Linked DNA regions of Homo sapiens: region 1 is linked to region 2. A link is an interaction called in ENCODE POLR2A ChIA-PET data of the cell type or tissue named here. Cell type or tissue: HepG2. All regions are shown on one strand. Each heading gives the region's core, and the rest is flanking DNA. Links, peaks and the distances in the headings are about the cores only. Region 1 has its middle 50 kb from the start of SH2D6. Region 2 holds the start of GGCX (gamma-glutamyl carboxylase).

The links. ChIA-PET counts read pairs that join two places held together with the same protein. Peaks named below come from ENCODE experiments on the same cell type or tissue, not always from the same donor. Only the 100,000 strongest peaks of a DNase experiment are listed, where the experiment ranks them.
Region 1: POLR2A ChIA-PET joins it to region 2 with 10 read pairs; 9 of 35 experiments call an interaction of 5 or more read pairs at or near these places.

Annotation. Positions count from the first base shown.
Region 1 is chr2:85,464,490-85,472,821 of GRCh38, forward strand. No RefSeq gene overlaps it. Among named protein-coding and RNA genes, the nearest start is that of SH2D6, 50 kb to the left of the region's middle. In HepG2, for the core only: a CTCF peak has its summit at 4,456; DNase peaks (open chromatin) are centred at 4,002, 4,422 and 6,732; H3K4me3 peaks cover 1,759 bases.
Region 2 is chr2:85,556,634-85,564,941 of GRCh38, forward strand. It overlaps GGCX (gamma-glutamyl carboxylase), which reads right to left and starts at 4,860. Exons shown (of 15, transcript NM_000821.7): 1 at 4,753-4,860; 2 at 4,182-4,352; 3 at 2,284-2,442; 4 at 1,807-1,972. The coding sequence starts at 4,795. RefSeq lists an enhancer at 4,834-5,063. In HepG2, for the core only: no CTCF peak of the experiment used is centred there; DNase peaks (open chromatin) are centred at 1,768, 3,258 and 4,918; H3K4me3 peaks cover 3,361 bases; H3K27me3 peaks cover 376 bases.

The DNA.
Region 1 (8,332 bases), core at 299-8,298, 92 kb before region 2:
AGCTGGGATTACAGGTGCCTGCCACCACGCCCGGCTAATTTTTTGTACTTTTAGTAGAGATGGGGTTTCACCATCTTGGCCAGGCTGGAATTGAACTTCTTATCTCGTGATCCGCCCGCCTTGGCCTCCCAAAGTGCTGGGATTACAGGCGTGAGCCACCACACCTGGCCCTTTTTAATTTTTAAAAATGTTTTGACTCTTTTGTAATAACACTTAGCTTAAAATACGAACACATCGTACAGCTTTACAGAAATATTTTCTTTCTTTTTATCCTCATTTTATAAGCTCTTTTCTTTTCTTTTTTTTTTTTTTTTTGAGACAGAGTCTCCCTCTGTAGCCCAGGCTGGAGTACAATGGCACGATCTCGGCTCACTGCATCCTCCACCTTCCGGTTCAAGCGATTCTACTGCCTCAGCCTCCTGAGTAGCTGGGATTACAGGTGTGCGCCACCATGCCCGGCTAATTTGGGTATTTTTAGTAGAGATGGGGTTTCACCATGTTGGTCAGGCTGGTCTTGAACTCCTGACCTTGTGATCCGCCCGCCTCGGCCTCCCAAAGTGCTGGGATTACAGGCATGAGCCACAGCGCCTGGCCTTCTTTTTTCTTTTTTGAGACAGGGTCTCACTCTGTCATCCAGGCTTCAGTGCAGTCGCATTATCAGGGCTCGCTGCAGCCTCAACCTCCCGGGCTCAGGTGATCCACCCACCTCAGCCCTCTACCTTCCACCCAGTGGCTAGGAGTACAGATGAGTACCGCCATGCTGGCCTAATTTTTAAAGTTTTCTTTGTAGAGATAAGGTCTTGCTATGTTGCCTAGGCTAGTCTCGAACTCCCAGGCTCAAGCGATCCTCTCGCCTCAGACTCCCAAAGTGCTGAGATTACAGGTATGAGCCACCACGCCTAGCCAAAAGTTTTTTGTTTTTTTGGTTTTGTTTTGTTTTTTAAGACAGGCTCTCCCTCTGTTGTTCAGGCTGGAGTGCAGTGGCTCAATATTGGCTCACTACAACCTCGACCTCCTGGGCTCAAGCAATCCTCTCACTTTAGCCACCCAAGTAGTTTGGGACTATAGGCACACACCACCACACCTAGCTAAGCTTGCTTATTTTTTGTAGAGATGAGGTCTCACTGTGTTGCCCAGGCTAGTCTCAAACTCCTGAGCTCAAGAGTAATCCCAAAGTGTTGGGATTACAGGCTCACACCACTGTGCCTAGCCCAAAAGTTTTTAAAAATAAATTTTTTAAAAATAGAAAAAAGTGACCAGGCATGGTGGCTCACACCTGTAATCCCAGCACTTTGGGAGGCTGAGGTGGGAGCATCGTTTGAGCCCAGGAATTTGAGGTTGCAGTGAGCACTCTAGCCTGGGCGGTGACACAGTGAGAACTTGCATAAAACAAACAAACAAACAAAAACAACTAAGACACAAACACCCACATTAGCCTAGGCCTACACAGGGTCAGGATCGTTGATATCCCTGTCTTCCACCTCCACATCCTGTGCCAGGCAATAGGAATTTTTCAGGTCTATTATAATCTTACGGGATCATCATCACATATGCAGTCCATTTTTTATCAAAAACATTGTTATGCAGCACATGACTGTATGTATTAGTCTGTTCTCACATTGCTGTAAAGAAATACCTGAGACTGGGTAATTTATAAAGAAAAGAGGTTTAACTGGCTCCTGGTTCTGCAGGCTGTACAAGAAGCATGGCAGCTTCTGCTTGCCTTCTGGGGAGGTCTCAGGGAGCTTTCAGTCATGGTGGAAGGCGAAGGGGAAGCAGGCATTTTACATTTTACATGGTGGGAGCAAGAGGAAGAGAGAGAAGGGGAAAGGTGCCACAAACTTTTAAACAACCAGATCTCATGATAACTCACTCACTGACTATCACAAGAAGAGCTCTGAGGGAATGGTTCCAAACCATTCATGAGAATTTTGCCCCTATAATCCAATCACCTCCCTCCAGGCCCTACCTCCAACACTGGGAATTACAATTTGACATGGGATTTGTTGGAGACACAGATCCAAATCATATCACTGTACTTCTATCATTTTCATCTTTCATCATCTATACATTCTTTGAAATCATAAAGTATTTACTGGATTCTCTTTTCCACAAAGTAATCCTTATTCTGATGTATGTTTTTCATTTGCTTTTTGCTTATGTGTCTTAGTCCATTTTGTGCTGCTATAAAAGAATACCTAAGACTGGGTAATTTATACAAAGCAAGAAGTTATTGGCTCCTGGTTCTAGTCCAAGAGCATGGTGCTGGCATCTGCTAAGAATTTGATGAGAGTCTTCTTATGGCATCATCCCATGGCAGAAGGTGGAAGGGCAAGAGAGAGCAAGAGAGAGTCGTCAGGAAGGGAACCTAACTTGTCCTTTTATAAGTAGCATATTCCTGAGATAATAGCATTAATTTATTCATGAGAACAGAGCCCTCATGACCTACTCACTTCTTAAAAATCCCACCTCTCAACACTGTTGCATTGGGAATCAAGATCCCAGTACATGAACTTTGGGGGACACATTTAAACTATAGCAGGTGGGGACCACTTATGATCTAGGAGCAAAGTGAAGGAAGGGGCAAAGTGAATGGAAGTTTCACCATTCAGGGAACAAATTTACTTTTTTCCCTGCCATGGTTAACATTTGGTATTTAGCCTTCCAGACAGATACATACATATTTTTTCCTCACAAAATGAGATTACCATATACATGCTATTTTTTTTTTTTTTTTGAGACAGAGTCTCACTCTGTTGCCCAGCCTGGAGTGCAGTGGCACCATCTCGGCTCACTGCAATCTGCGCCTCCCAGGTTCAAGCAATTCTCATGTCTCAGTCTTCTGAGCAGCTGGGATTGCAGGCACACACCACCACACCCAGCTAATTCTTGTATTTTTAGTAGAGATGGGGTTTTGCCATGTTGGCCAGGCTGGTCTCTACCTCCTGACCTCAAGCGATTCACCTGCCTCAGCTTCCCAAAGTGCTGGGATTACAGGCGTGAGTCAGAGTGCCTGGTCTGACATGCTATTTTGTAATCTGCTTTCTTCATGTCATACATGCCATGCATGTTTTTATGTCATCAAATATACTACTCTCACATTATTTAAGTAGCATTCCATTGGCACAATATATCACATTTTGTTTAATCCGATCCCCTATTCATGGACATTTCTGTTGTTTACAGTAATTTATCATTGGAGTCAAACTGCTGCACAATTTTCATTTTCATTTTAATTTTTTTGAGACAGAGTCTCACTCTGTTGCCCAGACTGGAGTGCAGTGGTGCGACCTTGGTTCACCGCAACCTCTGCCTCCCAGGCTCAAGCCATTCTCCTGCCTCAGCCTCCCAAGTAGCTGGGACCACCGGCATGTGGCACCACGCCCAGCTAATTTTTGTATTTTTAGTAGAGATGGGGTTGTACTGTTGGTCAGGCTGGTCTCGAACTCCTGACCTCAAGTGATCTGCACACCTAGGCCTCCCAAAGTGCTGGAATTACAGGCTTGAGCCACCGTGCCCAGCCAGACCTCCTCTTAATCCCTGTGTTTCTAATTCCACATAATTTACTGGCCCCCTTAAGGTCTGTGTCCCCAAGTCAAGAGCCTTTCGGATTTAGTTCCTTCGAGGCCCGAATCCCCAGTTTCCTGCTCAGGCTGGTGGTCACCCTGGCTTTAAGGAGGGGAGGAAGGGGCCTATGATCTAGCAATTCAATATTCAGCTGTTTCCACCCCCACCTTACACACAGTCTCTGGTGCCTTCATGGAGTCTGCAGACGTGTCAAACCATATCTTCCTGCGCTTTGCTACCTTAGTTGCTTCTCTCAGCTACTGATGTTTCCTGACTCACGTGGGTGACGGTGAGGATAGGCCCTTTCTATTCCTTCACTGGCCTTTCAGTAGGGTTTTGGGTGGGGGAGGATAAAAATACCACCTCGTTTAACTGGAAGTTGCATTAATTATACAAAGGTCTTTCTGATCATTGCTCATCTTTGAAAGAGACCAGTTATTGGTTAAAAATTAATCTAGAGAAAGATGAGGCAAGTGACCTGGAACAGACCACAGTTTTCAGCTGACTTTTTTTTTCAAACAACCTATCACCAAATGTGTTTTCTCCTCTGTCTTGGGCCATATCCCTTCTTTTCAGGATGTAGGAGGGCAGTGTAGCAACAGACTCTAAGATAGACTTTCTAATGATTGCTGTTCCCTCAGGCCCTCTCCTCTGGCTCCCTCTCCAGCAGCAGTTTTCTCAGCTGGGAGGCTGAGACATAGATGGTTAACATGGATCTACACATAACTTCTCTGTTAGTTCCACCTCTCCCACTCCCTGCAGCCTGCAGGGTGGAGCTGACTTCTCTGGAGTCATTCCAGCTGCTTGCCTTTTGTGGTTCTAAACAATGGATCGTTAAGTTGGGCCTTCCAGAGCAGTGCCCTTATCTATACGTGGCAGTTTGGAATTGTGCCGCCACCTAGCCTTTGAAGCTAAAGACAGGTACAGGAATGTTCAGCACTGTCTGTAATAGCAAAAAGCTGAAAACATGCAAATGACTGTCACCAGGAGGATGAGTAAATACGTCACATACTCATATCATCGAACACAATTCTTCAGTGAAAATGAGTGAAACTATCACTGCACATGGTAGTAGTTGGGTGTGTGTGTATGTGTGTGTGTGGGGGGGGCAGAGTCTCACTCTGTCCTCCAGGCTGGAGTGCAGTGACGCAATCTCGGCTCACTGTAACAATCGATTCTCCTGCATCAGCCTCCCGAGTAGCTGCGATAACAAGTGCACGCCACCATGCCCGGCTAATTTTTGTATTTTTGGTAGAGATGGAATTTCACCACATTGGCCAGGCTGGTCTTGAACTCCTGATGTCAAGTGATCTGCCTGCCTCGGCCTCTCAAAGTGCTGGGATTACAGGCAGCGTGCCATCACACCCGGCCGCAGTTGAGTCTTAAAAACACAGTTAAGTGAAAAAAGTTAGTCACAGAAGACTATATACTTGACTGAATGATTTCATTTATATAAAATGCAAAAGTTCCCTGGAACTGAAACATATTGTGTGGGAAAATATACACGAAGAATAACACTCAGGAAAAGAAGGGAATTATTATTAAGTCAAATTCAGGATGGTGGTTATCACAGGAGGGAGAGGAAGAGGTGACTGAGGAGGGGCACAAAGCAGTCTTCAAAGTCACCAGTTAAATTCCATTTTCTTTTATTTTGAGACAGGGTGTTGCTATGTTGCTCAAGCTGGCCTTGAACTCCCAGACTTAAGGGATCCTCCCACCTCAGCCTCCCAAGTAGCTGGAACTACAGGAGCACACCACCAAGCCCGGCTTCTATTTTCTTAAAGCTGGTTAATAGGTACATGTTTTCATTTTTGTTATTAGTGAAACTACATACATGTTAAGTATATTCTTTTGTTGGAACAATATTTCAAACTAATAACTGGAGTGATTACTCTCTTTTTTCCTCATCTTTTAAAAGATGGAGTTGTTTCTCTTTTTCATTTTTGGAGAGTTTTAAGGTGAGGAGAAGAGTAAAAAATAAACTACTTTTTTTTTTTTTGAGACAGTGTTTTGTTCTGTCGCCCAAGCTAGAGTGCAGTGGTGTCATCTCAGCTCACTGCAACCTCTGCTTCTCGGGTTCAAGTGATTCTCGTGCCTCAGCCTCCCAGGTAGCTGGGATTATAGGCTCCTGCCACCACGCCCAGCTGATTTTTGTATTTTTAGTAGAGACGGGGTTTCACCATGTTGGCCAGGCTGGTCTTGAACTCCTGACTTCAAGTGATCTGCCCACCTCAGACTCCCAAAGGGCAGGGATTACAGTTGTGAGCCACTGTGCCCGGCATTTTTTGGTTTGCTTGTTTGTTTTTGAAATGGAGTTTTGCTCTTGTCACCCAGGCTGGAGTGCGGTGGCCATGATCTTGGCTCACTGCAACCTCCACGTCCCGGGTTCAAGCGATTCTCCTATCTCAGACTCCCAAGGAGCTGGGATTACAGGTGCCTGCCACCATGCCCGGCTAATTTTTGTATCGTTAGTAGAGACAGGGTTTTGCCATGTTGGCCAGGCTGGTCTCGAACTCCTGATCTCAGGTGATCCGCCCATCTTGGCCTCCCAAAGTGCTGGAATCACAGGTGTGAGCCACCGTGCCCGGCCAAAAAATACTTTTATCACTCCCTCGCTGCAGCTGTCTATGACTTTCTCCAGGGGGTAAATAATTCACATACACAGCCTGTGAAGGCACTGGCATTATGGACCTTGGGTTTCCAAATAACACTGAAGAAAGCGAGTCCATGGAAAACTGATAATCAAGAAGCTTTATTACTTCCAGGATTGCTTATTTTTAAAACCCCTGAAAGGAAAATGGCTTTAATTCAGAAACTGGCTTGTGGAGTGGTGGTGGGGCAGCGGCGAGGCAGGGTTGATACAACGGCAACTGGAGGAAGAAGTTACTGTGAGGGGAGGCCCACCCGCATCCGGTGCCCCAGTGGACTGGTGCCACCTCAGCTGGCATGACACCTGCTAGAGCTGTGGGTATTTCTCCTATTCAGGAGCTCTGGGTCTGTTGATGCCCGCATATGTGAATTGGGCCCCAGGGCTCTATGCCACGGCCTGGAAGAGGCTTCATGTCAGAACTTGATGGATGGGGGTGGGATGGGGGTGGGAGGGAGGTGGGGCAGGCACTATGCCAGGAAAGGTCAACAGAGTCTTGTTGTGCCTGGGAGGGAATTTGGACTTTATCCTGAGACAAATGAGGAACTGTTAAAGGGTTTCAGCCAGGAAAAGGCAGGATAATTTTTTTTTTTTTCTGATAGAGTCTTGCTCGGTCACCCAGGCTGAAGTGCAGTGGTGCAATCGTAGCTCACTGCAGCCTCTGCCTCCTGGGCTCAAGTGATCCTCCAGCCTCAGCTTCTCGAATAGCTGGGACCACAGGTGCATGCCCCCACGTCTGGTTTATTTTTTATTAATATTGTTTTGTAAAGATAGGGTCTCACTGAGTGCCCAGTCTAGTCTCAAACTCCTGGTCTCAAGCAATCCTCCTGCTTCTACCTCCCACAGTACTGGGATTACAGGTATGAGCCACTGCAGCCTGCCCAGGATAAGATTTGACTGAGAAAATACATAATGAAAAAATGCTGGGCACAGTAAAACTTCAGTGACTCATTTAAAGGAAGCTATACTGTATTCATCCCATCAGCAGCTACATAGATTATGACAATGTCCATATGTAGGCAAAAGATATTTTCATTCTACAGACAATACTTAGGACATGTAAGGATTTAGGAACATTTGGCAAAGACTCTGTGCCCTAACCCCCCACTCCCCTAGGACTCAAGACTTACGGGTTAGGCATTGCTGATCCAGTTAATGGCAATGCTAAATTGTTCTTTTTTTTTTTTTTTTTTTTTGAGATGGAGTTTCGCTCTTGTCATCCACCCAGGCTGGAGTGCAGTGGCGCGATCTTGGCTCACTGCAACCTCCACCTCCCGGGTTCAAGCAATTCTCCTGCCTCAGTCTCCGGAGTAGCTGGGATTACAGATGCCTGCCACCACGCCTAGCTAATTTTTTGTATTTTCACCATGTTGGCCAGGCTGGTCTCGAACTTGTGACCTCATGTGATCCACTCTCCTCAGCCTCCCAGAGTGCTGGAATTACAGGTGTGAGCCAGTACCCCCAGCCTGAACTGCTCTTTTTGACAGCAATAAACAAGTTCAGCTTCATCCTTCCTTAGGTTGGTAAGACCGTGTCTCCAACATCAAGGGAAAGCATGCCTTCCTATTTGTTATAAGGGACCCACAACCAAGTTGCCATTTAAATATATGTGAAAAACAAAAGAGGATCTAATACCCAACATGCATTTATACTATTTAGGACTGTTAGCAAGACTCTATTGCCCATGTGATTTTATAAATAGTATTATGACAACAGTTTTGAATGTGTCTGACTGCACATTGACTCATTTAATCCTCACAACGTCTGCTGGGGTAGGTGCTGTTATTGCAGTTGGCATAAACTACAATTAATTATGTAATTTCTTGTTGAATATTCATGTTCTGTGATCAGTTCCATGAGAGCGGGAAGCTCGTCTTGTTTATCCTTGTATCCCTGGTGCCTACAACAGGGCCTGGTATGTGGCAAGCATTCAAAACGTATTTACTGAATAAATTTCGTATTCCCCTTTACAAGTGAGGACAGAAAGGCTTAGAGATGTTAAATAGCTTACCAACCTTTAGGTCACCAGCTAATCCAAACTCACATCTGTTGAACTTTATCTTCTTACCAGCTCTCAAGTAGTCTAAGGTTTTATAAAGATCACATAGCTTGGTCGAG
Region 2 (8,308 bases), core at 1-8,000:
AAAAAAATGAAAACCCTCAACAGCAGAGTAACACACAACATAAACTAACATTTCATAGACCTGGGTGCCAGGATCCAGTATAAGAGGGTTCCTGCTAACAGCTTGTATTCTGGAAGAGAACTGATTAGACCCAGGCTACTAACACCAGATGTACTCTGGGGAAGCAGAAGCAAAGCAAGTTTTCAAGAAGTAGAAGCTGGGAAAGGGGCAGCTTACACTGTGGTCAAGAGCACTGGACTCTGCAGTCATGAACACCTGGACTCACTTCTGTTTCTTAACTGCTAGCTGACCTTAGGCAAATTCTTCACTCGTCAATAATACTTAGCTTCTTTATCTTTAAAATGTGAACAGGCCAGGCTCAGTAGTTCATACCTATAATACCAACATTTTGGGAAGCTAAAGCGAGAGAATCTCTGGAGCCCAGGAGTTTGAGGTTGCAGTGAGCTATGACTGCACCACTGCATTCTGGCCTCAGTGACAGAGCAAGACCCTGACTCCAAAAAACATAAAATGTGAACAGCACCATCGACCTTACAGGGTTTTAATGAGGAAAAACTCTAAATATTTAGTATAGTGCCTGCGATGTGGAAAACCCTGAATAAATGATAAGTGATTTTTTCAAAATGCATAAAGTCATAAAAATGGAACTTCTGACTAGCCTGAGCAACATAGTGAGATCCCATCTCTACAAAAAATTTTAAAAATTAGCTGAGTGTGGTGGCACACACCTGTTGTTCCAGCTACTCAGGAGGCTGAGATGGAAGGATCACCTAAACACAAGAAGGTTGAGGCTGCAGTGAGCTATGATCACGCCACTGCACTCTAGCCTGGGCGACACAGTGAGATGCCATCTCAACAAATATCCCCACAACGGAACTTTTCAGAGATATTCTATCAAAACTGCCTCTTAATTCTCTATGATCAGAGCTGGCCATTCTGAATGAGTTTCAAGTTTTACCAAAGGGGTTTTGTATGTGTGTATTAACAAATAGGCCGGACACAGTGGCTCATGCCTGTAATCCCAGCACTTTGGGAGGCCGAGGTGGGAGGACTGCTTGAGCCCAGAAGTTCAAGACCAGCCTGGGCAACAAAGCGAGACCCCATCTCTATTTAAAAATAAATAAATAAAAAGAAAAATAAATAAAACTTAATGACTGTTAATGAATTCAATGTTTGAGTTTTTTTCCCCATACTCATGTTATTGACACCTATTTTATTACTTTTCACTCAACATATAAAGAATCCTTAAGGTCAACTGCCCCACCACCTTATCTCCAAATCCCTTCTCCACCTCCCCTTAGAGACAGTCACCTAAGCCAGAAATGGGGAAGGGTTACCTCCTCCGAGAACAGCAATGCTGAGCAGCCCTGGTGGGCCCTCTTCTCCTGACATGATCTCTGCCTCACAGCAACTTCTACTTTTGGCTCTAACTCTGCCCTTCTGGACTCACACAGAGAAAGTCTGCTCCCTCTTCTACATAACCACCCTTAAAGTATCTGAAAACAGCCATGTCTGGCTTTAGTATTCTGTTTTTCTCTCTAAGAGGGTTACAAGAGGTGAATAAATCAAGGCACCTGGGGAGATAGGGAAAGACTGAAGGGGTGGGATGGAGCCATTTTGCTTTGTGTCATCCCAAGCGCTCCAACTAGTTGGCCCTTTCCCCTCCCAAATCCACCTAGATCAAAGTGACCTTGTAACCATACTTTGCAAACATGACTGAAAAATTCCAGAACCTCACTGGGCCCCTATCTCTGATAACCATCCTGACCCAGCCAACCCCTCCCCTTTGTCCCCCCTGACTCATACCAGTAGTGGTTTGCATCCATGAATGTTAGCTGAAAGGCCAACAACCCATACAGATAGGAGTGGTTGTTCCATGATGTCTTGTCCAGGAGAAACACATACCAGTATGGCAGCAGGAATAACACACAGCTTATCCGGTAGCACAGGCCCAGCATCATGCCCAGTGCCCCTGGGATTTGTAGGGAGAGGATTAAGAGGTCAAGAGATCACCACAGGCCCAGTTTCCCTGGACCAGGATATGGTTGGAATTAAGAAAAATCAAGCATTGTATAATCACATAAAACTAAATGAAAATTAAATGTTATTTTAATATTTTAAAAAGAATTATGGGATCACAGCTTAAGTGACACACAGGTCAACAGCATGAAATTGATCACAGCAGAAGTGAAATAAGGTGCCAAAGACTTTGACCATTCACCAGCATGCTTCTATTTCTGTGTTTCTGGCAGGCCAGTCAATATTTCCCACAGTTCCCCTCACCCAGAAACATGATGGTGTAGACAAGATACATCCAGTCAAGTGGCAGTGGGCGTAGGGCATCCAGCAAGGGGAAGCGGCACACATCCAGCCCATCAAGGTATTTCCGGTCCAGAGAGCTGAGCCCCCGCTCCTGGGGAATGTCTAGCACCATCAAGAACCCTAAGAAGGCAATAGGGGAGTTGGTCATTGGGCCTCAGCTAAGGAAGCAGTAGAATACAGTGGAACACAGTTGACAGTGTGCAGCTCCAGGGTCAGACTTCTTTTCTAATCTTGGCTCTGCCATTTATTCAGTATTAATTATTGAGTGCCTACTCTGCACAGTACTACATCTGTTGTGCCATCTAGAACAGCCCCTGCAGCTCGGTTAACCAATTCCCCATTTGTGAGAAGGGGAATACATCACAGGACTACAGAGAGGATTAAATTACAGAAATGCACAAAATGCTATAAAAACTGTTAGGGTCTTGACAGCTATAAAGATCCATCCTATTGAGCTTCAGAAAGTGCTCTGGGAGGCCAGGCACGGTGGCTCACGCCTGTAATCCCAGCACTTTAGGAGGCTGAGGTGGGCAGATCACCTGAGGTTGGGAGTTCGAAACCAGCCTGACCAACATGGAAAAACCCCGTCTCTACTTAAAATACAAAAAAATTAGCCAGGTGTGGTGGCGCATGCCTGTAATCCCAGCTACTCGGGAAGCTGAAGCAGGAGAATCACTTGAACCTGGGAGGCGGAGGTTGCAGTGAGCCGAGATCACACCATTGCACTCCAGCCTGGGCAACAAGATCGAAACTCCGTCTCAAAAAAAGAAAGAAAGAAAGAAAGAAAGTGCTCTGGGAGTGCTTCTCAACCTTTTCTGCTTCCTGGCACACTCCAAAAACAGTTGCATTTCGTCAACACCCTGGGAATAAACAGAAGAGGCTACTCAGATCAGGAAGCCAGCTTGAGATAAAGCAGGGTTTCTCAACTTCAGGACTAGTCACATTTTGGGCTGGTTAATTATTTATTGAGGGGATTATCCAATGCACTACAGGACATTTAGGAGCACTCCCTGACCTCTATAGAGATGCCAGCAGCCACCTATTCTTCCTCCCCCAAGTTGTGACAACTAAAAATGTCTCTAAACATTGCCAAATGTCTCCCAGGGAGCAAAACTCCCTCCAGTTGAGAACTACTGGGCTAAGGGGACTAATATCTCTGCACATCTGTAAACCATTCCAAGCACACCATGCTGCGGCCTCAGTTAAGAAGCTCTTGATTAGGGAGTCACAGCCAAAAGGTATGGTCCCTGTGGCCCCCTGCTCTGTTTCTCTGAGTCTTCTGGGCAACTTCATGCCACAAGCAAAATGGGTCACTGCTGCCTCGCCTCTACATATCATATAGCATTTCTAGCTGGGTACGGTGGCTCACACCTGTAATCCCAGCACTTTGGGAGGCCGAGGCAGGCGGATCACCTGAGGTCAGGAGTTTGAGACCAGCCTGGCCAACATGGTGAAACCCCGTCTCTACTAAAAACACACATACAAAAAAAATAAAAAATTAGCCGGGTGTGGTGGTGGGCGCCTGTAATCCCAGCTACTCGGGAGACTGAGGGAGGAGAATCGCTTTAACCCGGGTGGCGGAGGTTACAGTGAGCCGAGATAGCGCCATTGCACTCCAGCTTGGGCAACAAGAGCGAAAGTCCGTCTAAGGAAAAAAAAAAAAGCATTTCTGGCCACCAAGTAAATCCTAACTGTAGGAGACAAAGCAGGTTTAATCCTAAACTTCGCAAAGACCTCTTCTTTTATACCAATGTCTTCAGCTCTGAGGAAAAGGGAGCTAAGTCTACTTGCAACCAAAAAATAGAGATTGTCATTCTCCACTCTCAACCAAATTGCTCCCACCCATAAACTGGACTCACCAAAAAGAAAACGAAAGACAGCTAAGCTTGCAGGGTCCGTTGGTCGATTCAGCAGGGTCACCAGCCTCCGCCAACTGGACAAATCTGTCCACTCAAAACCCAAGAGTTTCCCTATTCGGCTGTCCTGCCTGGGCCCTGAGATCAGTTCAGCCTTGTCTTTCTGTACTTTATCTGCAATCAATAAATGGAGAAAATATGTGTGCGGGGGTGGGCTCCACCTCAAATCAAAGAAATCACTGCACCAACAGCTCAGAGCTTCCGCCCACCCGGGTCGGCTCAATGAGGTTGCCTCAATGATCTGACTATAGGAAACATCCCTGCAGTGCAGCCCCCTCTCCACGATCCCCTAATGTCCCAGAACCCCTCAGACTACAGTCCCCTAACCGCAGTGTTCCCGAATGTCATCATCATTCAGAAGCCGCAGGCTGCAAATGTCTCACAGCACGCCCCCTTCCCCACAGAGGACCCCCCCCCCGCCTCACCGGGAGACACTGGGCGTCCTCCCGCCCCCGCCCCTCTGAGACCAGCGCTCCTAGGAACTCTCCGCCGGAGGGCGGGGTCCTAAGCCTACCTGAGCTGGGCGAGGTCCGCGCGGACCCGGCAGACACCGCCATTGCTCTGCGGAGGAGGCAGGTGGGTCACAGCTGCCGCGTCTGAACGGAGGCCGCCAGGAGAATTTGCTTCCCTAGGCTCCGCCTCCCGACGCGTCAGCGGCTGTGCGGCCGGCCGCAAAGCGCCAGCACTGTCGTAAATACTACCCACGACCGGCGGCGCCGGATTCCTTGCTTGGCGGCAGGGGGCGGAACAAGGAGCCTTGGAGCGGGGCAAAGGTACCCCTTAGTGCCGTTGATCTCCAGGGGCATTGTTAGACTCGCCTGTTATGCCTTCCGAGGGGGCCTCTGCTTTTTAAACACTGAAAAGAGTCTGAGTTCCCCAACTTCCTTGGGTCCTCCCCGACCCCATTAGTCCTCTCCGTCCCTGCGTCCCTGCGGTGCTCTCTGGTGTGAGGGATCGGGCGCAAAGGGCAAACTTTTTGTCAGAGTGACGCCGAGTTGAGGACGCGCCTGGAAATGTTGCCTGGGTTTTGAGCCATTGCACGACCCCTTCACTTTCTTTTCCAGGACCTGCAAAGAACCGAGGTTTCAAAGCAGTAGGGGCCGGGCACTGCTCTCGCTTGTAATCCCAACAGTTTGGAAGGCCAATGCGGGAGGATCGATAAAGAAAAAAAAAAAAGGCAACAACAAAAAAAGAAAAAACACTAAAAAAAAAGTTAGCTGTGTGTCGTGGCGCGCTCCTGTGGTTTCAGCTACTCGGGAGGCTGAGGTGGGAGGTTCGCTTGAGCCCAGTAGTTCGAGGCTGCAGGGAGCTGTGATCGCACCACTGCACTCCAGCCTGGGGGACACAGTGAGACCCCGTCTCAAAAAAAAAAAAAAAAAAAAACAAGCCGGGTGCGGCAGCAAGCCTGTAATCCCAGCACTTTGAGAGGCCAAGGCGGGCGGATCACTTGAAGTCAGGAGTTAAAGACCAGCCTGGCCAACATGGTGAAACCCCGTCTGTACTAAAAATACAAAAATAATCCGGGCATGGTGGCGTGCGCCTGTAATCCCAGCTACTCGGGAGGCTGAGGCAGGAGAATCGCTTGAACCTAGGAGGCGGAGGTTGCAGTGAGCCAAGATCGCGCTACTGCACTCCAGCCTGGGCGACAGAGTGAGACTCCGTCTCAAAAAACAAAAAACGAAAAAGAAAGAGAAAGAAAAGAAAAGGCGGGAAGAAAAGAAAGAAAGAAAATTAAAAGCAGCCAGGGAAACAGGAACAACATAACTGAAGAGGGGATACAGAGCAAGGGCAGTGAGTAGAGTGTGGCCCATCAGGGAAGGTTCTCAGAGGTGAGTCTGGAGCAGAATTAAATACCTAAATCTCTCCACTGGGATTAGCCAGCAGGAAAAGAAGAAGGCATCCCAGAGAAGCGGTTCTCAAACAGTTGGGTCTTGGGAACCATTTACAGTGTTAGAAATTATAGAAGACCCTAAAAGCTTTGTTTATGTGGATTATATCTTTCAATATTTGCCGTATTAGAAATTTTTTTGGCCGGGCGCGGTGGCTCACGCCTGTAATCCCAGCACTTTGGGAGGACGAGGCGAGTGGATCACGAGGTCAGGAGATCGAGACCATCCTGGCTAACACGGTGAAACCCCGTCTCTACTAAAAATACAAAAAATTATCCGGGCGTGGTGGCAGGCGCCTGCAGTCCCAGCTACTCGAGAGGCTGAGGCAGGAGAATGGCGTGAACCCAGGAGGTAGAGCTTGCAGTGAGCCGAGATCGCACCACTGCCCTCCAGCCTGGGCGACAGAGCAAGACGCCGTCCTGAAAAAAAAAATTTTTTTTTTTGAGGCCAGGCGCGGTGGCTCACGCCTGTAATTCCAGCACTTTGGGAGGCCGAGGCGGTTGGATCACTTAAGGTCAGCAATTTGAAATCAGCCTCGCCAACATGGTAAAACCCCGTCTCTACTAAAAATACAAAAAAAATGAGCCGGGTGTGGTGGCAGGCGTCTATAATCCCAGCTACTCAGAAGGCTGAGACAGGAGAATCACTTGTACCCGGGAGGTGGAGGTTGCAGTGATCCAAGATCGAACCACTGCACTCCAGCCTGGGTGACAGAGTAAGACTCTGTCTCAAAAAAAAAAAAAAAAAAAAAAGGCCGGGCACGGTGGCTCACACCTGTAATCCCAGCACTTTGGGAGGCTGAGGCAGGTGGATCACAAAGTCAGGAGTTCGAGACCAGCTTGACCAATACGGTGAAACCCCGTCTTTACTAAAAATACAAAAATTAGCCGGGTGTGGTGGCACGTGCCTGTAATCCCACCTACTGGGGAGGCTGAGGCAGGAGAATCGGTTGAACCCGGGAGGCAGAGGTTGCAGTGATCCCAGATTGCGCCACTGTACTCCAGCCAGGGTGAAAGAGCAAGACTCCATCTCAAAAAAAAAAAAAAGCTTTCTAACTTCTACTACAAAGGAAAAAAAATGGCATGTTTCTGTAGTCTCAGCTATTCCCAGCTTTTCTGGAGGCTGAAGCAAGACAATCACTTTAGTTCAGGAGTTTAAGACTAGCCGGGGCAACATAATGGGATCCATCTCAAGGAAAAAAAAAAAAAGCTATCAAGCCATTAGAAAACATGGAGGAACCTTAAATTCATATTGCTAAGCGAAAGAAATCAATGTGGAAAGACTACAAACTATGATTCCATCCATATGACATATATATATGTATTTTTTTGAGTCAAGGTCTTGCTATGTTGCCCAAGATGGTCTTAAACTTCTGGTCTCAAGCAATCCTCCTGCTCAGCCTTCCAAAGTGCTGGGATTACAGGCATGAGGCAGTGCGTTTGGCCCCAACTGTATGATATTCTGAAAAGGCTAAACTATGGAGATAATAAAAAGATCAGTGACTGCCAGGGAAGTGGAGTTGGGGGGAGGAAGGGATGGTAGGTGGAGCACAGGGGAGTTTTACAGAAGTGAAACTATTTTGTATGATGTAATAGTGTCATGGTGGATACATGTCATACTTGTGTGTGGAAAAGAGTAAAGCCTAATGTAACTTATGGACTTAGTTAATTATAATGTATCAATATGGACTATGTTTTTTTGTTTGTTTGTTTTTTGAGACGGAGTTTCCCCCTTGTTGCCCAGGCTGGAGTGCAATGATGCGATCTCGGCTCACTGCAACCTCTGCCTCCCAGTTTCAAGCGATTCTCCTGCCTCAGCCTCCTGAGTAGCTGGGATTACAGGCACCCGCTTCCACGCCCAGCTAATTTTTTGTATTTTTAGTAGAGATGGGTTTTCACTATGTTGACCAGGCTGGTCTTGAACTCCTGACCTCAGGCGATCCACCCGCCTCGGCCTCCCAAAGTGCTGAGATTACAGGCATGAGCCACCGCGCCCGGCTGGGCTATGTTAATAATATACCAATACTGGCTCATCAGTTGTAACAAATGTACCACACTAATGCAAAAAGTTAATAATAGGAAAAATGGGGAGCCTGAAGGGGGATATGGGAACTCTCGGTACTTTCTTCTTCTTCTTTTTTTTTTTTTCTTTTCTTTTTTTTGAGACAGAGTCTCCCTCTGT